Linked DNA regions of Homo sapiens: region 2 is linked to region 1. The links are chromatin loops, found by intact Hi-C in ENCODE. Cell type or tissue: Calu3. All regions are shown on one strand. Links, peaks and the distances in the headings refer to the core of each region. The heading gives the core; the rest is flanking DNA. Region 1 overlaps COBL (cordon-bleu WH2 repeat protein). Region 2 overlaps COBL (cordon-bleu WH2 repeat protein).

Region 1 (2,913 bases), core at 107-2,606:
CCTCTCTTCTTTCCTCCGGGACTTCCCTCACACCTGAGTGTCGGTCTAATATTCGAAGAACAATCTTCCTCTGTAAGCAAGCTGCTCCTCTGCTTAAGGCCTCTGACCAATCCCCCAGCTCTTCCAGAGAAAATCCAAACCCCCACATTGCCTGCCCACCGCTACGTGGTTCCAAGCCACAGATTCCAGCGCAGATCCAGGCATCTAAGCCATCTGCTGTCCTCAGTGTCCCCTCCAGTGGACTGCAGGTTCCTCCACTCTGTGGGTCCCACTGTGCTGGGAACCCCTGTGCATTCCTCCATCCTTGGGCTTCCACTCCTGGCAGTCAGTCCATGCCTGCCTCTCTGCCCAGCCACATTTTACATTTTATCTAGTTTTCAACCCCCAGCTCAAAACCTGGTAGCTTTGCCTCTCCCAGCTTCAAAGAGGCATGGCTCCTGAACAGTCAGAGCCAGGGGCCTCTCCCCTGGTTGGCTCTGACAGGTCTTCAGTGTCGTGGCCCTCCCCGAGGGCAGCCGCCGAGCTGCATGTCTCCACAGCCTGGCCCCATCCTAGGAGGTGCTTACAAACTAGGTGAAGACTGCTGGGCTAACAAGGGCAAAGGCCTGGCCTCCCTCCCAGCATAATAAATTTGGAGGGGGTCACATAAATAAAGCAATGATGCCATCATTTCCTAGCAGTTAAGTTTTGTAAGAAATTCTACTGCTAAAGTAAATTGATAAGACCATTAATTTTTTTCCTAAAGATTCACAATTCTGGACTGGGCGCAGTGGCTCACACCTGTAATCCTAGCATTTTGGAAAGCCGAGGTGGGTGGATCACCTGAGGTCGGGAGTTCGAGACCAACCTAGCCAACATGGAGAAACCCTATCTCTACTAAAAATACAAAATTAGCCAGATGTGGTGGTGCATGCCTGTAATCCCAGCTACTCAGGAGGCTGAGGCAGGAGAATCGCTTGAACCCGGGAGGCGGAGGTTGTGGTGAGCCGATATTGCGCCATTGCACTCCAGCCTGGGCAACAAGAGCGAAACTCCGTCTCAAAAAAAAAAAAAAAAAAAGATTCACAATTCTGGGCTGGGTGTGGTCGCTCAGGCCTGTAATCCCAACACTTTGGGGAGCCAAGACAGGGAGGATTGCTTAAGGCCAGGAGTTCAAGACTGGCCTGGTCAATGCAGCAAGACCCTATTTCTAAGAAAAAAATAATAATAATTCACAATTCTGGTAATAATTGTGCTTTGAAAATACTGGAACTTAACTGAGATCAGTTTTACTCGCTGATAATAAATTACCATTTTTAAAGATGACGCTATACAGGGCACCAAGCACTGTTATCAGAGAGTGTTACAGACGCCTCACCCCTCACCCCCAACCAAACGGCTGTGGTGACTCAGTTTTTGGCATGTGCTAAATCACCAGCTCAGTCTTCCCAACGCAATGCTGCAACTATGACAACAATACCCCACTCACAGGGCTGCCGGCTCAGAAACAAGCTACTGTTTTATCACTGCAATAGAAACCTGCACTTCACAAATTAGAATGTTTTAAAATACAATACATTAATGTTTCCCCGAGCCTCATGACAAAGTTAACACAATAGATCATACTTTCAGATTTATGCTTTTACATTCGGATGCAGAGATAGACACAAATGCTTTATACCCTTTTATAAAATCTGGGGACACAAAACCTAATCGAATGTGGACAGGAAAGCCCATCATCCAAAATCAACAATCCCGGGCCGGGCGTGGTGGCTCACACCTGTAATCCCAGCCCTCTGGGAGGCCAAGGCGGCCAGATTGCCTGACTCAGGAGCTCAAGACCAGCAAAACCCATCTCTACAAACAAACAAAAATACAAAACCAGCAATCCGGTCTCTGTGCGCACCTGACTTGACCATGCATGCAGAGACGGCCACTGGAGGTGAGAGGTGACAGGGTGACATCCCCAGCCCTCCCGGATGGAGGGAGCCACAGAAACAGAGGCATCACTTGTCATTACTTTCCTCTAGCAAAAACAGACTCATTCCACAAGGAAGTGTGTCAAAGCAACTGGTGTTCATGAGCACCTATTTATTTATATGAAGTTAATGTGCCTGGGAGAGGGATTTTACCAAGCTCTTAGATGTTACATGTGACAAACACAGACATGTATCAAAATTCAGCTTATCTGCTGACCCAACTCCAAACAGGGAAGGTACAAATGTATACTGATCCGTTCTGTATGGATCCTTTCCTTATACTTTTCCCAGTGGGTCTACAGACTGGCTGAGTATTTTATCCAATATCCAAACATCATTTTTAAAGGTGGTCACCCAATGCTGTTATTTTTCTCTGAGTGGTCTGCAGAGCCGCCGACAGAACATATGGGACAGGCTGCTGACTGCATGCACACCAACACTAAACTCAGACATTTATTTTTATATTATTTTTAATGGGTAAAGGGTATCATGGAATAACGCTGGCGGCACCTTGAAGTTCAGAGGAAGTCCCCAGACACTAATGCTCCCCCAAAACCACTCACTGGTCCAACAGTCAGGAGACCAGAATCCAGTCCCATGTTGTCGCCAGCACCAAGGTCAGCTTGGAAAGTGATGGTGTGAGAGAGGCAGCCACACCTGCATGATGGAGGAATCGTGGTCTCGCCCTCACAACATCCAAGAACTGCTAGGAGAGCAAAACAAAGGGCAAAACACAATGACCTCTATTTAGAAGTGGGGAGGCAGAGGTCACAGGCAGGTCCAGCCTTCTAACAAAGCTCTTCCAGTGGGATGGGAGTCACCATTCATTCTCCCCACAGTCCCCAACCCACCCTGTCCAGCCCATGACTTCCTCATCGGTGTGACCCACCTGGTCCTGGTACAAACCTGTGTTTACAACATCCACTGAAAAACAATTTGTGAATACAAGCTATGA
Region 2 (2,913 bases), core at 226-2,725, 77 kb before region 1:
ATGATGATATTGACACTGCTGAAAATTATACATAGTTCCTGCTTACAAGAAACACTGCGTACTTATAAAAGCCTGAGATAGGAATGAAAAAGAGATTGCAGAATAAATGTTCCAAACGAGCCAAGCTTTCTGAGGGAGAAAAAACCTGTGTGGACCTCATTAGTGGAGTATCCACCCTAACACCCTAGCCGAGGTGGCCTTGAACAGTCTTAAAGATGAGCAGAAATTTCATATATGAGAAAAAGAGACAAAGCCTGGGGCAGGAGGAGAAGTCCCCAAAGAGAAAAAGGAAAAAAAAAAATGCTGTACTGCACATCACAGGAGAAGACGCTAAAACAGCATGCCCGGGCTAGGGACAACTGACAGACAGCACACCACGGTGTCTGGGTTTTTTATTTTATTATTATTTTTTCTTTTTTTGAGATGGACGGCAATGGCGCAATCTTGGCTCACTGTAACCTCTGCCTCCCAGGTTCAAGTGATTCTCCTGCCTCAGCCTCCCAAGTAGCTGGGATTACAGGCATACCCGGCTACCAAATTTGCCACCATACCCGGCTAATTTGGTATTTTTAGTAGAGATGGGGTTACACCATGTTGGTCAGGCTACTCCTGACCTCAGGTGATCCGCCTGCATGTGGGTGACCTGTGCGTGTGGGCGGCCCGTGCATGCGGGGGCGGCCCGTGCATGTGGGCAGGCTGTGAGTGTGGGTGGACTGTGTGTGTGGGTGGACTGTGTGTGTGGATGGCCTGTGCACGTGGATGGCCTGCACAGGTTTAGACCAGGCTTGTTCCCCATTGTCTGTTTCGTGCTTTCAGTGTGGCTTCTGTTAAACGCAGGCACCATCCTGCAGCTAACACAGTCACAGCACAAAACAGAAAACGCCTGGCTTCCTCTGCCTGTGAGTGGCTCAGCCTGGGAAAGAATGGCTGCTATTTACGTGGGGACTCCACATCTGTACTCGGTTGTGAAAAGTCATTAGCTTACCAAGCAGGGGATGCCTTTCTCAAACATCTGTGCAGATGTCATGTGGTTGAGTCTGAGACTCAGATGCATGTGGCAGTTTAAAAAGAGTAGGCCTTCTGCACAAGTCTAAAGAGGCCATCAGACCTGGGACCTTGCCCGGCTCCTGCTGGGCACACCCATCGCAGGTGCTCCCGGCTGGCAGTGCACACAGGCTGGGTAATCCAGCTTTCCTTCCTCTCACCCCCTCCAGTAGGAGGCAGGGCAGGTCCTTGGGACTCAGCAGGGAATGAATCACAGCACACACAACTCAAGCTTCCTTTGATCTATTCAGGTTGAAAAACCTGGGTGTGCCCTGGCAGGAACTGTTTATAAAATGAAAAAGTATATATATGAAAACATTTCTGCCATTTCCAAGGTCATCAACCATAGCTCTAAATGATTTTAGCTTAAAACCATCACACATTTACTAAGTTTCAGGATGACGCTTGTTAATTCCCACATCAGCTGGAAGCTCCCAGCTGGGTTTTTATTCTGAGAGCTCTTCAACATTCAGCAGAAGGCTTGAAATCCACTCACTGAAAGTCAGAGGGTCTTAGGTGACATGGTGCAGTGAATGCAAATCGCAGGTGTGAGGCCCAGGTAGCTGAATTAAAACCTAACTCTATAGGTGACAGCCACTGCCCAGCCAGGCTGGTCAGGCTGAGGTAGACAGGGACTGCATGCTGAAAAGGGAAAATTCATGCGTCTCTGTACTTTCCCAGACCCTGAGTTCAAAAGCACTATGCTTTACATCTTCCATCTTTCCAGTTGGAAATGTCATCTGTGGACCTGAAGGTATAACAATTTCTTACTGTCCAAGAAAAGTGGACTGGGAAATCCACAGTGATGCTGAGGCCAGCTGACCTGAATGGCACCTCTACACCATGGGTGCCTGTTTACCATGTTGGCTACTCTGGCTGGCTGCTGGCAAACCGCATGTGCTTAAAGGGAATTTCAGAGAGAAACCAGGCACACCCGGCTCTCCTGGCTAAGAGAGTCTGTTTATGCTGCAGGCAGAAGGGAGTTGCCATTCTCTCTCCATGAGATTCTTCAGCAATAGGATGTTTGCTTCATCCTGTTTACAAGCGGTACATAAGCTGCGTCTGGTTTGTGTCTGGCTATTTATTTGCAGCCACAGTTGTAGACTTCCCTCTACCAAGGGAAGAGGAACCATGACTTTCTTGTTCATCACTGGTAAGTGAAGTGCTGGGCCCAGGGAAGGAATTCGGTCACCACTGCGTTGAGTGAGTGAGTGAGTGAGTGAGTAAGTGAGTGACTAAGTGAGTGAGTAAGTGAGTGAGTGAGGGAGTGAGTTGGGATTCAGCTGCCAAGTCAGTGCCCAGTTTTCTCAGCAATAATAAAAAGTCAGAAAGATGTCCAGAAACAAATGCCCAGAAGACAGCTGAGTGCTACCGCAGCCTGCAGAACTGGTTACCAAAGAGGGGAATGAGGAATCCTCGCATCCTGTACCAGCTCCCACATCCCTGAGTCCAACACTAATCTGATTTAAGCCCTCATTTTCTAAACATGCCATGATCCAGCCACCATGCCACACTGTGTATGTTCAATACCCCTGGCAACTTCATATGCAAGTGTATTCTCCCCATTTTACAGACAGGGTGGCTGAGTATCCAACCAGTTAAGTAACCTTCTCACAATCACACAGCTGGAAAAGACTGGAATTCTAGCCCAGGTCTTTCTGAGCCTAGGACACCACCTACACACTTTGCACCGCCTCCAGCCTTAATTACTTCTTGAAAACAAGCACCGGGGTTCCTGGCAGACTGATGCTAGGATGTTTGGACTCCTTGACACATACTAGAACGCTGGTGCCCTGCAGTGCCGGCTGATGAGCGGTGAGGTTAGAGAATACTCTTCAGTGAAGGTTTCCAGCACACAGTTGTAGAGAC

The links. A loop is a pair of places that touch in the nucleus more often than their neighbours do. Peaks named below come from ENCODE experiments on the same cell type or tissue, not always from the same donor. Only the 100,000 strongest peaks of a DNase experiment are listed, where the experiment ranks them.
Region 2: a loop joins it to region 1, with 6 times the contacts of the local background. A loop is called at or near these places in 9 of 110 quality-filtered maps.

The regions. Positions count from the first base shown.
Region 1 is chr7:51,301,542-51,304,454 of GRCh38, forward strand. The region is part of intron 1 of COBL (cordon-bleu WH2 repeat protein); the gene reads right to left. Among named protein-coding and RNA genes, the nearest start is that of COBL, 14 kb to the right of the region's middle. RefSeq lists an enhancer at 1,803-2,302. In Calu3, for the core only: no CTCF peak of the experiment used is centred there; DNase peaks (open chromatin) are centred at 1,390 and 1,760.
Region 2 is chr7:51,224,279-51,227,191 of GRCh38, forward strand. The region is part of intron 1 of COBL (cordon-bleu WH2 repeat protein); the gene reads right to left. Among named protein-coding and RNA genes, the nearest start is that of COBL, 91 kb to the right of the region's middle. RefSeq lists enhancers at 193-901, 902-1,610, 1,775-2,913. In Calu3, for the core only: a CTCF peak has its summit at 1,213 (motif pointing right); a DNase peak (open chromatin) is centred at 1,203.